Linked DNA regions of Mus musculus: region 1 is linked to region 2. Evidence: chromatin loops called from intact Hi-C (ENCODE). Cell type or tissue: gastrocnemius. All regions are shown on one strand. Links, peaks and the distances in the headings refer to the core of each region. The heading gives the core; the rest is flanking DNA.

Evidence for each region. Hi-C counts contacts between places; a loop is a spot of excess contacts. Peaks named below come from ENCODE experiments on the same cell type or tissue, not always from the same donor. Only the 100,000 strongest peaks of a DNase experiment are listed, where the experiment ranks them.
Region 1: a loop joins it to region 2, with 2.7 times the contacts of the local background. A loop is called at or near these places in 26 of 42 quality-filtered maps.

Annotation. Positions count from the first base shown.
Region 1 is chr17:56,608,716-56,617,040 of GRCm38, reverse strand. It overlaps Micos13 (mitochondrial contact site and cristae organizing system subunit 13), which reads left to right and starts at 7,270. Exons shown (of 4, transcript NM_153152.4): 1 at 7,270-7,401; 2 at 8,018-8,195. The coding sequence starts at 7,373. It overlaps Rpl36 (ribosomal protein L36), which reads right to left and starts at 3,646. Exons shown (of 4, transcript NM_018730.3): 1 at 3,593-3,646; 2 at 3,361-3,455; 3 at 3,000-3,134; 4 at 2,795-2,917. The coding sequence starts at 3,453. The coding sequence ends at 2,828. It overlaps Lonp1 (lon peptidase 1, mitochondrial), which reads left to right. Exons shown (of 18, transcript NM_028782.2): 11 at 595-682; 12 at 789-911; 13 at 999-1,115; 14 at 1,397-1,537; 15 at 1,626-1,791; 16 at 1,950-2,167; 17 at 2,241-2,405; 18 at 2,478-2,744. The coding sequence ends at 2,657. In gastrocnemius, for the core only: CTCF peaks have their summits at 3,717 (motif pointing left) and 7,311; DNase peaks (open chromatin) are centred at 2,966, 3,676, 5,045, 7,107 and 1 more place; H3K4me3 peaks cover 4,037 bases; H3K27ac peaks cover 3,716 bases.
Region 2 is chr17:56,664,409-56,672,733 of GRCm38, reverse strand. Catsperd (cation channel sperm associated auxiliary subunit delta) reads right to left here. Exons shown (of 22, transcript NM_175350.3): 22 at 8,278-8,325. Among named protein-coding and RNA genes, the nearest start is that of Gm33461, 4.5 kb to the right of the region's middle. In gastrocnemius, for the core only: CTCF peaks have their summits at 3,520 and 3,723 (motif pointing right); a DNase peak (open chromatin) is centred at 3,738; H3K4me3 peaks cover 992 bases; H3K27ac peaks cover 807 bases.

The DNA.
Region 1 (8,325 bases), core at 64-8,063, 56 kb after region 2:
ACAGGAAGTGCCTGGCCTGGTCAGAGCAGGTAGCCTCACAGTGCCTCATTTACCATCCCAGCACTCAGGGTTAGGCAGGCCACACACACCGTGCTCTAGAGCGCTAGCCCACCTGGACTACTTAAGATCCTGCTTGGGAAACAAAAGAGCAGAGCTCCCATGGCTCCCACTCCCCTAGACCCTGCCCAGCACCATGGACCAGAGTCTCACTGCTCCCCTAGCTGCCTGGTCCCTGTCCCATGTACCTGTACTGTCCATTCAGTTCCCTCTGGCCTATTTCAGCCTTGTCTTCTCTGTACCTTTCCTGTCATCTCATGCACCTGTTCCCAAGCTTAGATGACATCCTTGTTCATCCCTTGCTGTCTGCCCTACTGAGCCTGAGTGTGGGTCCATGCCCCTGTGAAGATTCATCCAGGCCAACCCCCACCTCTCAGTGCATAGGGAAGTGAGGTGGGCATAACTGCAGACTGTGTGGCCAAGTGCTGGCTAAAGGAGAGCATTGGGTAACTACCCTGTGTGAGGTCAGAACGGCTTCCAAGTGGGCCATGTGGTGGTATCAGCACACTGACCCATACTGAGTGTTGCCTCCCACAGGCGTACCTACGTGGGGGCCATGCCTGGGAAGATCATCCAGTGTCTGAAGAAGACCAAGACAGAGAACCCGCTAGTGCTCATTGATGAGGTGGGGTAGGCTCTGGGGACAGGAGGGACAGTTCACTGCACAGCTTATCCTGTAGTGTTGGAGCCAGGTATAGTTTGTCCTATGGCGCCTGCCTTTCCCAATTCAGGTGGACAAGATTGGCCGAGGCTACCAAGGGGACCCGTCATCAGCACTGCTGGAGTTGCTGGACCCTGAGCAGAATGCCAACTTCCTGGACCACTACCTGGATGTGCCAGTGGATCTGTCCAAGGTGAGTGTGACTCATGTGGCTAGGTGCTAGTGCTATGGGAGAGGGGACACCCAGCTTCCAGCATCCTGTGCCCCCCTTGTCACCCAGGTGCTATTCATCTGCACGGCCAATGTCATTGACACCATCCCAGAACCACTGAGGGACCGCATGGAGATGATCAATGTGTCTGGCTATGTAGCACAGGAGAAGCTGGCCATCGCAGAGGTATGTGGGGTTCTGTGGGGTGGAGGGGCACCAGATCAGACTTGGCTCTCACAATAGTCTTGAGTGCCTGGCAGGTGATGGGCAAAGATCTCAGGTGAGCACAGCCTAGGGTGACACTTTGGGGCCTATCGTCTTCAGGACAGGGCTGTGATTCTCTACTCTGTGCTTCTGAGAAGGGAGGGCTGGGTTGGTGCAGTGGGTGAGGAGATTAGGACCCTAGGGCACCAGGAACAACATGGTGGGTGAGGACAACAGGCATTGCTGACAGCTGCTCCCCACAGCGGTACCTGGTGCCACAGGCCCGCACCCTGTGTGGCCTAGATGAGAGCAAGGCCCAGCTGTCAGCAGCAGTGCTCACACTGCTCATCAAGCAATACTGCAGGGAGAGTGGTGTGCGCAACCTACAGAAGCAGGTGGAGAAGGTAAGCCCGCCCACGGGCCCACCCACTACACAGGGCATGCCTCTGCCTAGCAAATGCCCACCTACACCCACCCACCCACCCACTTCAGGTGCTGCGCAAGGCTGCATACAAGATCGTAAGTGGGGAGGCCCAGACAGTACAGGTGACACCTGAGAACCTACAAGACTTTGTTGGGAAGCCTGTGTTCACAGTGGAGCGCATGTACGAAGTCACACCTCCTGGCGTGGTCATGGGTTTGGCCTGGACTGCCATGGGTGAGCATAGCACCCACATCTTTCTGCCTGGCCAGCTGGCTGCTACAAATGTAAATAAAGACGGGGCCTGGATAGATAATGCAGGCTACCAGTGCTATGGAGTCTTCAAGTGCAGAATTGGAGTGTAAGGAACAAATTTAGCCTTTTCCACCTTCCAGGGGGCTCTACATTGTTTGTGGAGACATCTTTGAGGCGGCCCCAGCCTAGTGGCAGCAAGGAGGACAAGGATGGCAGCCTAGAGGTGACAGGTCAGCTGGGAGATGTGATGAAAGAGAGTGCCCGCATAGCCTACACCTATGCTCGTGCCTTCCTGATGGAGCAGGACCCTGAAAATGACTTCCTAGTCACCTCACACATCCACCTGCATGTGCCTGAGGTAGGCCCATCATTCACCCCCCCCCCCCATAGCACCCATCAGCGCAGCAACTCACCACTGCCTCTCCCCACAGGGTGCTACCCCCAAGGATGGTCCCAGCGCAGGCTGTACTATTGTCACTGCACTGCTGTCCCTGGCTCTGGGCCAGCCAGTGTTGCAGAACCTGGCTATGACTGGGGAGGTCTCCCTCACTGGCAAGGTGTTGCCTGTGGGTGGCATCAAGGAGAAGACCATTGCGGTGAGTGTCTGCCGCCTGTACCCCTGACCACCTCAGGGTGGAAGAGCACCCAGCTGACACATCTTTCCACAGGCTAAGCGTGCAGGTGTGACCTGCATCATTCTGCCTGCTGAGAACAGAAAGGACTACTCGGATTTAGCTCCTTTTATCACAGAGGGCCTTGAAGTTCACTTCGTGGAACACTATCGGGACATATTCCCCATTGCCTTCCCCCGGCGAGAGCACAGGGAGGCACTGGCCGTGGAGAGATGACACAGGGGCCTGGGACTAAATAAATCATGGTGTGGCGGAGCCACGAGCACAGCTGTAGAATCATGAATAAAGAAAACCTTTCCAAAAGCCCTAAGCCTGAGTCTCAGTGTCGCCGTGAGCTCACACATACACAAAACTGTAGGAACCATCTTTTATTGGGGGAGGGTTCATCAATCCTTCTTGGCCGCCGCCTTCCTCATGGCTGCCAGCACGTTGCTCAGCTCCTCCCGCTTTCTCTTGGCGCGGATGTGCGTGCCCACCTGCGAGGAGTAGTCGCATGTCACCCAGGGCCACTGCAGCCAGCCACACCCCCACCCGTGCTCGGTGCAGCACGCTGCCTACCCTCTTCTTGATGAACTTGAGTGCGCGCTTGTCCTTGGACACTTTGAGCAACTCCATGGCTCGCCGCTCGTAGGGTGCGAAGCCGCACACCTCCCGGATCATGTCCCGCACGAACTTGGTGTGTTTGGTGAGGCGCTGCGAGCACAGCCCCGAGGTCACGAACCCCAAAATGGGCCTTACAGGGGGCCGAACGCAACAGCCCACCGACCGACTCCCAGTCTCAGACGCCCAATCAACGACCGGGCCCACGAACCACTCAGACCTTCCCATTCCAACGACACAGAATCTACGCAGGTGTCGATATTCACTTCTTCACCCCCGTCCCCATCTCTGACGAGGCGGTCGCGTCCCCAGCACTCACCCCGCGTCGCCGGCTGTGTCTCGGCTTACTGACGTTTTTCGTCACCTTGTGGCCCTTGTTGAGGCCCACGGCCATGGGGTAGCGCAGAGCCATGGCTGTGGGCAGCGGGGACAAGACAGCGGCTGAGACACGGTACCTCGGCCCGCGCCCGCCCGCATGCCGGCCCGCAGGGACTCCCCATGGGGCCGGGATGCCCGATGGGGGCAGATGAGCCCCGACGAGGCCCACTTACCTGATGCTCTCCGATGGCGGCCGGGACAGGAAGAACGGCACCGCGCAGAATCCTGGGATATATGCCACTTGCAGGCCTTTCCGGCTAGAGAGACAGGCGCGCTGCGGGCGACCTCTGGTGGCCGGAGGTTCTACGGCACCCGTGAGACCTCGGCTTGGGAATCATCCCTTAGGTTAGGAGTTGGAATGCTGCCTCACACTGTTGTTAGCTGTTGAAGTAATTTAATCTCTGACAATAAAAGTGCTTTTGAGGGGAATGGGCTCTGTAGAGATGTCTCAGAGGTTAAGAGCCCTGTCTGCTCTTCCAGAGGTCCTGATTTCAATTCTCAGTTAACCACATGGTGGCTAATAACCATCTATAATGAGATCTGGTGCCCTCATTTTGCCTGATGGTACACATGCAGGGAGACCGCTGTATACATAATAACTAATTAAATAAACAAATCTTTTTAAAAATGACTTTAAAGAGTGCTTTTAAAATTTTTTGTTTGTGTCGGGCGTGGTGGCGCACACCTTTAATCCAGCACTTGGGAGGCAGAGGCAGGCGAATTTCTGAGTTCGAGGCCAGCCTGGTCTACAGAGTGAGTTCCAGGACAGCCAGGGCTACACAGAGAAACCCTGTCTCGAAAGAGAGAGAGCATGTGCCACTACAAACTTGCAGAGGTCAGAAGTCAGTTTACAGAACTCCGTTTGCCTTCGTCATGGAGGGTTCCGGATCCAACAGATCAATAGATCTGTCACAACAGTCACAACAAATCTGTCCGGATCAATAGACTGATCCTTATGAACTGTTTCGTTGAAGGAGTTTCGCGTCCCCTGGAGGCCTTGGGGTAGAGAGGGCTGCAAATTATCTAGAATCACAGGCTGTGCCCCCTCACTCCTCTCCTTCCTCACTTTTTTTCTGTGAGCTATGGTCTCGTGCAGCCCAGGCTGTCCTGATAATGACAGGCGTGTAACACCCAAGTGCTCCAGCAGCTGAGCTGTACTTGAGCCTCCTCCTCTCCTGCCTCAGCTTCCCACACTCCACGCTCTGTCAGCCTGAGGAATTCCAACAGTAGAGAACATAAGAGAATCCAACTCTCATTACGAAGCAGGGCATGGATGTACCAGGATGCAGTACTCTGGAGGGAGCAGAGGGCAAAACTCGTCAGCAGCACAAGTACTTGGATAAGAGTGGGAGGGGCCAACCCAGATAGGCGGGGCCTGTGGGTAGCATCACCCTGGGATGGAGCTAAGGCCCTCGTGGGGATCCTCAGCCTGCGTGCCAAGAGGGTCCACTCTGGTACCCTAGGGTGGCTGTGCTGATGATCAGGCCTGAGAAGAGTCCAAAGAAGGTAGGAATAGGTCCTAGAACACAGGAGGGAGAGGAAACTTGAGCAGGAGCCGGGGCGAGGCAAAGCTGGGCAGGGGCGGAGCTTAAGACAGAAAGAGGGAATGGAGGAGAGGGGGCGGAGCCAATCTGGGCAGGGGCGGGGTCTTTTACGCAAGAGGGAGGGGAAATGAGCAGGACCTGCTGTCCAAACCAAGGTGGGGGTGGGGTGGGGTGGTAGAACACAGCAGGGGCTGGACTTGAATGCAGGAGGGAGGCTAAACTTGAGTGGGAGCTGAGGGCAGAGACCAAGAAGGGCAAGGGCGGGGCCTAGTATCCAAGAGGCAAGCCTCTGGCCCATGGGGAGTAGGTATTTCTTGATGCCCAGGGCGCCATCCTCCAATGTCCCCCTATATTTGCAGGTACACAGAGTATTTTGCTGTATCTCTATCACTGCAGTTTCTGTTAACAAGCACACACTGAAAGGTATATTCCTGTTGACATTTAGCCAGGGAAGAAACAGCCTCAGGTCTGGAACAAGTTATAAGGAAGTTGGATGAAGAAAGTGCTCTCAAGTTCTCCCATTCTTCCCTCCCACTCACACTCACTTCCTACCCCCATCCCAGCCCTGCACCCACACACAGGGAGGCTCGCCTTCCGTGTGTGAGCCTTAGTGGGACATAATGAAGATGTCCTGCTGCCAACATCCTTCCTTCTTCCTCAGACCACTCACTCTGGTCATTCTGGGAGTGGGGGGAAAACAAAGCCCTGGGCCCCTTAAAGGGTCCTCCAGGAGCCAGTCCAAACTGCCCAGTCTGCTCAGCTTTGTCCCAGGTCCTGGGCCTGTGCACTGGCTGAGTTCTTGCTTGGACGCTCTTCCCTAAAACTTACTTCTTTCAAATCTTAGGTCCAAAGATACACTGTCTAAGCGCTACTGGCAATGCCACATGCTACCTTGCCATGTTCTAGGCTCCTCTCACCCATTCTTAGTCATGAGGGTTGGTTTATTTTAGTTCTGGGTGAAAAGGAGAAAATGTCACCATAGACACTGGACATGTCTGTAAAAGCAGGAATGAGGAGGCCCAGGCAGGAGAATTCAGCTTTGGTCCATATGAGTTCCAGACCAATCACGTACAAAGAATAAGACCCCGTCTAAAAAAGAAAAAAACCCACAAAGCTGGGTGATGGTGGAACACACTTTAATACCAACACTTAAGAGGCAGATGCAGGCAGAGCTGTGAGTTCGAGGCCAGCCTGGGCCACAAAGTGAGTTCCAGGACAGCCAGGACTGTTAGACAAACCTTGCCTCAAAACAAGCAAGCAAACAATAACCAACCAAAGGCAAACCAAACCAAACCCAACACAAAAATAAGTAATAAAGAAATAAAGTTGTGTGTGGGGGGGGTCTTGTGTATGGTTGAATCGGAATGACCCCTACAGTTTCATGTATTTGAATGCTTGGTCCCCATTTGGTAGAACTGTTTGGCAAGGATTAGGAGATAAGTTTTCTTGGGGCAGGGGTGACAGTGGTGTGGACTTTAAGGTTTCAAAAGCCCACACAATACCCTGTAGTCTCTTTCAGCTTATGAGCCACAATGTAAGCTCTCAGCTGCTGCTCCAGCGCCATCCCGGTTTGCCTGCTGTCATGCTCCGCGTTACGATGGTCATGGTCCTCTGAAACTGGAAGCAGAAAACTTTTCCTTCTATTGAGTTGCCTTGGCCATGGTGCTTTGTCAGGACAACTGAGAAGTAATTAGGACAATAGGTCTCCATAGACAATTACAAGGCATCCATGCATCCATGGTGCACATCTGCTCAAGCTCACCTTGCAACCGAACAGGGATCTACATGATGTCCACTTGGCCGCTAACCCCTCCTGCGGCACTTCGCACCCCAGTGTGGCTCCTTGTACTCCGGACCACCCACCGCCAACCCGTTCTCACATGACCCCAAGACTTCTACCCGGCAGGGATCCTCCAGCGCCTTGGCCTTGGCAAGTCAACAACCTTGGCAAGCGTCCATCTCACAGGCCATCTGTAGCCTCTCCAAGCTTCCTAGGTTAGAGCCACACCCCTAACCGCTCACGTGAACCAAAGGCCTGCTTCTCTGGAACAATCCAGCCCTCGCGTTGCCGTGGTAACCATCACTTAGGCTTGCTTCACCTGGGGGACACTCAATTCTCCGCGCGGGCGCGGGGAATCCGACCAGTGTCTTCCGAGGGCTCGTCTCTGTCGTGCCTCCAGACTACATTTCCCAGGAGCCTTCGCGGCCTAGCCCTTCTTTGGTCTTCCGCCTAACTAATACATTTCCCAGAAAGAATTGCGGCAGCCACGGACCTCGACCTACAAGAGTCTAACTCCATTGCGGCTGACAGCGACCACTACATTTCCCAGGAGTCTCAGCAGCGACACCAACCGGAAGCGGCGGGCGAATTACTTGTCCTTGCGCGGCGAGTGAAGCGAGAGACTAACCATGGTGGCTCGAGTGTGGTCGCTAATGAGGTGCGTGGACAATCGTGGAGGCCCTGAGAAAGTTCGGGGCTGTAGGCATCTCTGCCTCGTGGCTTAGGGTCCTGCGACGGCTCACTTCCGGTTGTTACGGACCTTTCTCACGGTCTGTGTAGGGAAACTGGCTTCAGCCAGCCCTTATCACCCTACTGCTTCAATTTACTCTTAGGTGCAATTCAGATGCGTAGGCAATCCTGCCCATCTCCCTCCGTAGCTGACTTGAGTAACTTGCGGGGAAGCTCCGCCAGACACCCTGGAAGGTTTTGTACCAGGGATCTTGAGTGTCCATTATCCTTTGCAGGGTTTCGAATGACCCACCCTGTCTCTCTTTAAGACTCCGTTTACTGCTAAAAGTCGTGTCACAAAGGCAAATGAAATGATCAACTGGCCGGGAGTGGTGGCACACGCCTTTAATCCCAGCACTTAGGAGGCAGAGGCAGTCGGATTTCTGAGTTCGAGGCCAGCCAGGTCTACAGAGTGAGTTCCAGGACAGCCAGGGCTACACAGAAACCCTGTCTCGAAAAACAAAACAACAACAACAAAAAATGATCAACTGTCTGATCTCTGAGATCCTGCCCCCCACAGCGTCTCCCTTCATGTATTCCTGAAGGTTCCTCATTAAGGGAAGTGTGGCTGGAGGAGCAGTCTACCTTGTTTATGACCAGGAGCTGCTGGGGCCTAGTGACAAGAGTGAGGCTGCCCTGCGGAAGGCCGAGGAGGTTGTGCCACCAGCAATGTACCAGTTCAGCCAATATGTGTGCCAGCAGACAGGTCTGGAGATGCCACAGGTACCTTGGCTGGGAGTGGGTGGCCTACAGGTTGCTTCTGGGTGTCCTTGGGGCCTCCTCCACCCCTGCTTGGTGGAGTTTTGTGTTTCTGGGTTTGGGAGACAAGGCTGTGACCTGTTTCCCGTGTCAG
Region 2 (8,325 bases), core at 233-8,232:
TCTCCGTTTGAGAGCAGCCTGGTCCAGGGCTACACAGACTATGTCTTGAAAACAAACAAACAATAAGTAATAAGAAAAGATGTATTTGTGTATGAGTGCTATGTGTGTGCAGTGCCTACAAAAGGCTAAAAAAGGAAAGGCTATCCTGGAACTGGACTGTGGGTGACCGGTCTAAGCCAACTATGTGGGTGCTAAGAACTCAGGCCAGGCGTGGTGGCGTACGCCTTTAATCCCAGCACTCGGGAGGCAGAGGCAGGCGGATTTCTGAGTTCGAGGGCAGTCTGGTCTACAGAGTGAGTTCCAGGACAGCCAGGGCTATACAGAGAAACCCTGTCTGGAAAAAAGAAAGAAAGAGAGAGAGAGAGAGAGAGAGAGAGAGAGAGAGAGAGAGAGAGAGAGAGAGAGAAGAAGAAGAAGAAGAAGAAGTAAGGAAGAAAGAAAGGAAGGGAGAATGGAAAACCAAACCTATATTCACCTTTGCATACTGACAAGACACCTGAAAGCAGCTACTACGTATTTTAAATCTGGGTATACTCCTATAGATCTGTGAGATAGGGAGACACTGTCACAGTGTAGTCCAGTCTGGTCTTGAACTCAAAATTCTCCTGCCTCATCTTCCCAAGTGCTGGGGCCACAGATATAGAACTCACTCTTGCCGGGCGTGGTGGCACATGCCTTTAATCCCAGCACTTGGGAGGCAGAGGCAGGCAGATCTCTGAGTTCGAGGCCAGCCTGGTCTACAGAGTGAGTTCCAGGACAGCCAGGGCTACACAGAGAAACCCTGTCTCGAAAAAAAAAAAAAAAAAAAAAGAGCTCACTCACACTTTCTTTCTCCCCCCCCACCCCCAGTTTTGAGTATTTTATGTAGCCCAGACTGCCCTCGAAATGGCTTTGTAGATGAGGGTGCCCATGTACTTCTGATCCTCCTGCCGGCACAGCCAGAAAGTTAGGCTAACATATGTCACCATCATACCCAGGTTCAATGGTTTTGGTTTTGGTTTTTGGTTTTTAGTTTTGAAAGAGAGTGTCATTACATAGCTCAGGCTGGTCTGGAGTTTTCAGTAATCCCCCTGCCTCAGCTTCCAACTCCTGGGAACATGAATGTGTGCATACAACGCAACCTTCTGTCTCCCTGGTGTATGTGGTGAGTGTGGATGTATGTGCACAGCAAGTGTACATGAAGAAGTAGGGGGGTTGGGGATCCTGCTCTATGTGTCTGCTTTATTCACTTCAGACAGCCTCCCTCACTCAACCTGGAGCTACACTGGGCTAGGGTCACAGGCCCTCCTAGCCATCCTGGCTTCTCACGTGGGTGCTGGGATTTGAACTCCTGTCCAAATGCTTTACCAGTCAAGCCATTGCTCCAGGTCTTCTCAGTCCCCTTTTCCCCTGTGGACCTCCCTGTCTGACCCTGTGACCTTCCATCACTATGATGTTTTCCTGAGTGCTGTATGAGCCTTGCACAGTGACTCAGTGTCTCTATGTTATCACAGAACTTAATACCAGCACCCAGGAGGGAGGGGCAGGTGCATCTCTGTGAGATGGAGTCCAACCTGATCTACAGAGTAAGACCCTATTTCAAACAAACAAAAGAAACCAATAAACTCCTAAACTTGTTAAACTAGTGGACCTCAAACTTCGTAATAGTGCAACCTTTTAGTACAGCTCCTCATGGTGTGGTGATCCCCAGCCATAAAAGCATTTCCTTGCTACCTCATAACTGTAAGTTTTCCACGATTCTGAATCATAAGGTAAATAGTTGATGTGTGACCCTCAAATGGGGGAACCATGTGAGAACCACTGCCCCAAGCCATAACAGAAAGATCTTTGTAAACTGAACAAGGAAACAGGTTATTATACAGCTCAAGGGTTCTGCACACTGGTTGCTCTTGCAGAGATCCCGAGTTCTCTCCCCAGCACCCACATCAGGCAATGCACAAGATCCTGTAAGCCCAGCTCCCAGGGTTGTGATGGCCTCTCGTGGCCTCCCTAAGAACTGTGTTTACATGCACAAACCCGCGTACAGACACACAGACATCCACATGGAATAAAATAATAAAATTTTTATTTTAAAATTATTTTCTGGGCTGGTGAGATGGCTCAGTGGGTAAGAGCACCCGACTACTCTTCCGAAGGTCCAGAGTTCAAATCCCAGCAACCACATGGTGGCTCATAACCATCCCTAACGAGATCTGACTCCCTCTTCTGGAGTGTCTGAAGACAGCTACAGTGTACTTACATATAATCAATAAAATAAATCTTTAAAAAAAATTATTTTCTAAAATTTAAATTTTAAAAATTAAAAGAAAAAAGAATGTACTTTAAATACTACTAGCTTCCTACTCTGGTCACTGGGGTACAAGTGGTCAGGCGTGGTACCTTCTCCCTCCAGGGAGATCCCCAGCCATACAGTACCCAGGAGTAAATTAGAATTGAAAATTAACAACGGTGCTGCCATCCCTGTGGCTCTGTGTCAGTAAATCTCTGTACAGTCTGAAGCTATGTCACACGTCATGTTCTGCGACGCCTTGTGACCAACTGCATAGAATCCAGCAGTGGCTTTTTGAGGGACATCCGGAGACTCAGGAGCTCTGGACCCAGAAGGCTAGGTTTACACTATGAGTTGATTCTGCTGTGGGGGGCTGGTGGCCTTCTATCCCTCAGCCTTCAGTTCCACTCAGCCAGAATTCCAGGAAATAATCCTTGGTGACTGAGAACTGTGTGTATCGGGGATTGAAATCTGGGCTGTAGCAGAGTCGGCCGTACAGTCACACAGAGTGCACAAGGCCAGGCTTCCATCTGCAGCACCGCATAAAACACACGCTTGTCATCCCAGCACCGGCATGCAAGGTAGGAGGAGTAGGGGTTCAAGGTCAACCTCAACTACACAGTGAGTTTAAGGTCAGAATGAGTTCCATGACTTCAAATATAAAATAAGAAAATAAGAAAGGGCCGACCAGTGGTGGCACACACCTTTAATCCCAGCACATGGGAAGCAGAGGGAGGCAGATTTCTGAGTTCAAGGCCAGCCTGGTCTACAGAGTGAGTTCCAGGGATACACAGAGAAACCCTGTTTTGAAAAACAGAGAGAGAGAGAGAGAGAGAGAGAAGAAGAAGAAGCAGAAGCAGGAGAAGGAGAAGGAGAAGGAGAAGGAGAAGGAGAAGGAGAAGAAGAAGAAGAAGAAGAAGAAGAAGAAGAAGAAGAAGAAGAAGAAGAAGAAGAAGAAAGAGAAGTTCTTTGGCCCACTTCTCATCCAGAAATAGGGGTCCATTTCATCTCGACTAGGACATGTGTTAATCAAAACCAACGTAGCTTGTCTTCAGTGGAAGTATATAGCAGTTCCTACAGGGGACAGGAACACAGCTTCCCTTCCTTTGAGAGTAGGTTTGTCGTATTATTATTATTAATTATTTTGAGCCAGGGACTCATGCAGCCCAGGCTGGCCTCGCATCACTCCCTATGCAGTCGAAGATAACCTTACCCTTTGACCTGCTGTCCCAGTTCCCGAGCTGGGTTGTGAGGTGCATGTATGCCTTTACTGCCATGCGCTGGTTGGTTGTATTTCTGACACAGGATTTCACTCTAGCCCAGGCTAGCACAAATTTGTGGGAGATCCTCCTACCTCTCTTTGTCTTGTACTGGATATGTGGACAGAACCTGTGGCGCCTCGAGACCCCCAAATCCAAACTTGAAAGAGGTTTTGCACAGTGGCCACTGGGGGGCAGCAGAGGACTGCGATGTCAGAGCCAGCGGGTGCTTGTGCGTGAATGCCCGCCCATGAGTGTGCGTGCGCGTCAATGAGGATCCAAAGGTCCATCAGGTGTCTTCCTCACTTTACCCAACGGTACCCCTGCGCCCTGTCCTGCAATCCCGGCGCCGTCGTGTGCCGCCATGCACCCCGGCCCAGCAGCGCTGCTGTTCAGCTGTTGAGGGGAACAAACTGCAGACTTGGGATCACCCTTTCCGCACTGAGCCGGCTTCCCAGTTCTTGAAGTCACAGACCCTGCACCCGGCTTCTTTGTGGATTCTGGGGAGCTGAACTCATGTCCTCAAGCTTGCATGCAGAGGCCCTGCCCAGGACTTGTAGGTCGTCTGGGCGACATCTCCTAGTGCTCTGGTCGCCAGCACCAAGAGCTGTGCGGTGTTTAAAGGGCTCCCTCATTCCGCGGAGAGCTTCCTGGACCCGAGAGTCCCACAGGACAAGGGTGCACTGTTCAAGGGAGGAGGAGGGGGAGAGGGAGGGAAGCAGGAGGAGAAGGAGGCTGCAGCGGCGGTAGCAGCAACAACAAGGGTCAGTTCAGTCTTGGGACTGGGAATCCAAGGAGGAATGAAGGACGCATCCTCCACCCAATCCAGTGTCACCAGCATATATGCATTGAACCAGCCACTCTGTTCCCCACTCTGGCTACAGGGGAACTCAGCCATAGTAAGGAGATGGAGCCTGTGATCTGAGATTCCTGGAAAGGGAGAAAATCCACCCCTGTGGGAAGAATCTCTAAGACTGATGGTTAGAACATCTGACATTAGAGGGTTGGAATGTTGCAGATCCAGAGCCAAATTATCACGGACTGTTTAGCCCCTTAACAGCTGGTGTGGTTAGCCCACTCTCCCTGCCACCCATGCCACCCTGTAGACTCGTGTGTGAATGCCTGGTCCATAGGAAGTGATACTATTAGGAGGATCCGCCTGCCTCTGCCTCCCAAGTGCTGGGATTAAAGGCGTGTGCCGCCAATGCCCGGTGGCTTTGAAGTTTTATCAGCTCAAGTTTGGCCAGTGTATCCCAGTCTCTCCCTGCTGCCTGTGGGTCAGGATGTAGAACTTTCAGCTTTGTCTCTAGCACCACGTCTGCCTGCATTCCACCATGCTTCTCACAATGTACTCAACCTCTGAAACACTAATTACATGCTGCCCTGTGGTCATGATGTCTCTTCACACCACAGAACACTGACTAAGACAACAGCCATTCATTAGTCACTTCCGTGTCATTGCTGTCCTTGTATCAGCTGGGTGAGTCTTTTTGAACTGCATAAAGAGACCACTAGCTTCTCTACCTGTCCCAAGGCTAAGGATGAAGTCAGGCATCATCGTCTGAGACCCACAGCAGAAGTTTTCAGCTTTGGGGTTACTGGCAACCTAGTGTGCATGCCAATCGATGTCCTTGTGAAGTGCTGAACAGTGACTTCCCGTGTCCTCTTTCTATTAGTACTTTTCCACGGCTGTCCCTTGTGGTATTTGGGGAACCGTGTTCTTGGCATCCTAGGCATATTCAGCTTCAGAATAAACTCTCTTATCCCCTATGAGGTGACAACTGTGTTTCTTTACATTGTCAAGCCCCATCCATGCTCCAAGAATCTGGCTGGAGCCTCGAGAATTTCAACACAATTGATGTTGGCTGCAATGGACACCAGCATAGACAGAATAATAATTATTACTGCTTGAGATAGGGGGGGCTCATGTGATCCAGGCTGTCCTCAAACTCACTGCATGGCTGAGGAGGACTCTGAACTGACCCTCTGCCTCCTGCCTCTGCCTCTTCTGCCTCCTCTGCCTCCTCTGCCTCCTCTGCCTCTGCCTTCTGCTAGGATGACATGTTATCATCATGTCAACACACTCAGCCTGGGTGGTTGGGCTTTCAACCCCGGGGCTTGGTGCATGCTAGACACTCTACTCACTGGGTCCAGGATCAGCTCAAAGACAGCTGTGGGTTTGCAGACAGAGATCTGGCGCAAATGTTGACTTAGCACTGAGCAGAGCCCAAATGCATGCAGCCTTTCTCCTGCCCAGCCTGAAACCTGCAGCTTCTCTGGATCTTACTGGAAGCCCAGTTCATAATAGAAAGACTCTTCCCATGGTGTCAGAGTGAGCATGCCCCTCGGGCCCATAAATCAATGCTTGGTCCACAGTTACTGGACTGCTGGGGAAGGATGAGGGGGTGTGGTCTTGCTGGAGGAGGTTCAAGGGCTCACAGCAGGCCCTGTGTAACTCTCCAGCTGCTTACTGCTCCTGTGCCTGTCTGCTCCAGCCATGATGATTATGGACTAACACTCCTAACTGGTAAGCCAGCTCGCAGTTAAGAGTCGCCACGGTCATGGTGTCTCTTTGAAAGGATGACATTGGTCTCCATTTTAGGACCACGCCTGATTTCAAAAAGAAAGCCACCAGTCCCAGGAACTAGGCCATAGGTCACCAGCTCCAGGAACAGACCATAAATTCCAGGAACAAGGCCAGAAAACTCCCTCCCAAAGAAGAGCCTAGAGATAGCCACAAGAAGAGAAAAATCTCTTAACTTGGGTCCTCTGTGCTGGGCAGCCCTATCTCATCCTGTGGTTAAGGATGTAGACCACAGGGCTGGAGAGATGGCTCAGCGGGTAAGAGCACTGACTGCTCTTCCAGAGGTCCTGAGTTCAAATCCCAGCAACCACACGGTGGCTCACAACCATCTGTAATGGGATCTGATGCCCTCTTCTGGTGTGTCTGAAGACAGCTACAGTATACTCATATACATAAAATAAATATATCTTAGAAGTTACAGAGACAAAGTTCAGAACAGAGACTGAAGGAATGACCGTCCAGAGACTGCCCTACCCAGAGATCCATCCCATAAACCACCACCAAACCCAGACATTATTGCAGATGCCAACAAGAGCTTGTTGACAGGAGCCTGATATAGCTGTCTCCTGAGAGGCTCTGCCAGTGCCTGACTAATACAGAAATGGATGCTCACAGCCATCTAGTAGACAGAGCACAGGGTCCCCAATGAAAGAGGTAGAGAAAGTACCCAAGGAGCTGAAGGGGTTTGCAGCCCTCTAGGAAGAACAACAATATGAACTAACCAGTACCCCCAGAGCTCCCTGGGACTAAACCACCAATCAAAGAAAACACATGGAGAGACTTATGGCTCTAGCTGCATATGTAACTGAGAATGGCCTAGTTGGTCATCAATGGGAGGAGAGGCCCTTGGTCTTGCAAAGATATATGCCCTAGTATAGGGGACTGTCAGGGCCAGGAAGCAGGAGTGGGTGGTTTGGGGAGCAAGGGGAGGGGGGATGGGATAGGGGATTTTTGGAGGGGAAACTAGGAAAGGGGATAACATTTGAAATGTAAATTTAAAAAAAGGAAAAAAAAATAAACAAATCTTTAAAAAAAATGCAGACCACTGGCCACCTGGCACAAGCCAATAAGCAGCCGACCCCCGTGACCCACCAATGAAATTTTAGATTACCTAACATGTTCTCTAAAAATAAAACTAACGTAGTTGCCAATCAAAGCTGTATTAATGCTACTGCTTTGCCCCTACCACATTAGAGATTACCTAGTTCTTCTAGAGAGTTCCCTTAGTTCCCTATAAGAGGGCCTGCACACCTTCGCCCGAGGTCGCCATTTTGCAGAAGAGTTGCTGCTGGTTGTCTCTGCAGAATAAATGTTCTTTGTCTTTGTATACTCTCTGGGTCTGGGGTCGTCCTTCAGTGATTCCAGACCCTTACATCCTCACAGTGACGGAACAGTGACTGAGACCCCTCTCAAGCGCCACACGTGAGCCTTGTGGCCGCTGGCTTATTTTTTGCCTGATCTCATCCCAGGCACCTGCACAGACACCCTGCAATCTCATAAACCCAAAAAGGATGTGGGAAGGTACACACCTTTGACCCCAGCACTTGGGAGGCAGAGGCAGGAGGATCTCCGTGAGTTCAAGGCCAGCCTGGTCTACAGAGTGAGGTCTAGGATGGCCGGGGCTACACAGAGAAACCCTACCTCAGGAGAAGACATCAAAATCCAAGTAAATAAATACCAGTGAGCTCATGTGACTTACTGTTCTCAGGGACACCCTATGAATCCCTAGCCACTTTTCCTGTTGTCAGACACAGTGTAGGCCAAGAGGCTTCTCTTGGACTCTTCACCTAGGGTGCTTCATCACCATGGGCTGTGTGGGGGGTGATCTTGGGAAGTTTCAGTCAGGTGGCCCAAGTCCCCAGCCGTGATATCAGCACTTCCTGCTGGGTAAGCCATTTACTATTGTCCCATCCTTTCCCAGAGCCTTCACTCCACAGCTCAGCAATAAGGACAGTTGGAATGAGTCACCCAACCCCCTACTCATGCTTCTGACCTAGAGGACCCCGCCCGCCCCTTCTGAGCTCCTCCCCTACAGCACTAGGAAAGCAAGGGAAAGAGAAAAGGGAGCCAGGACAAAGAGGGGCGTGGCCAGAAGTGTTCCCCGATGAGGAGCTGGGGCGTGCCTCAGGAGTAGCTCCCTGCTTGGCACTTAGCAACCTGATCCCTTCACGGTTAACAATTTATTGGGACAAAAGCTAACGTGGACACACGTG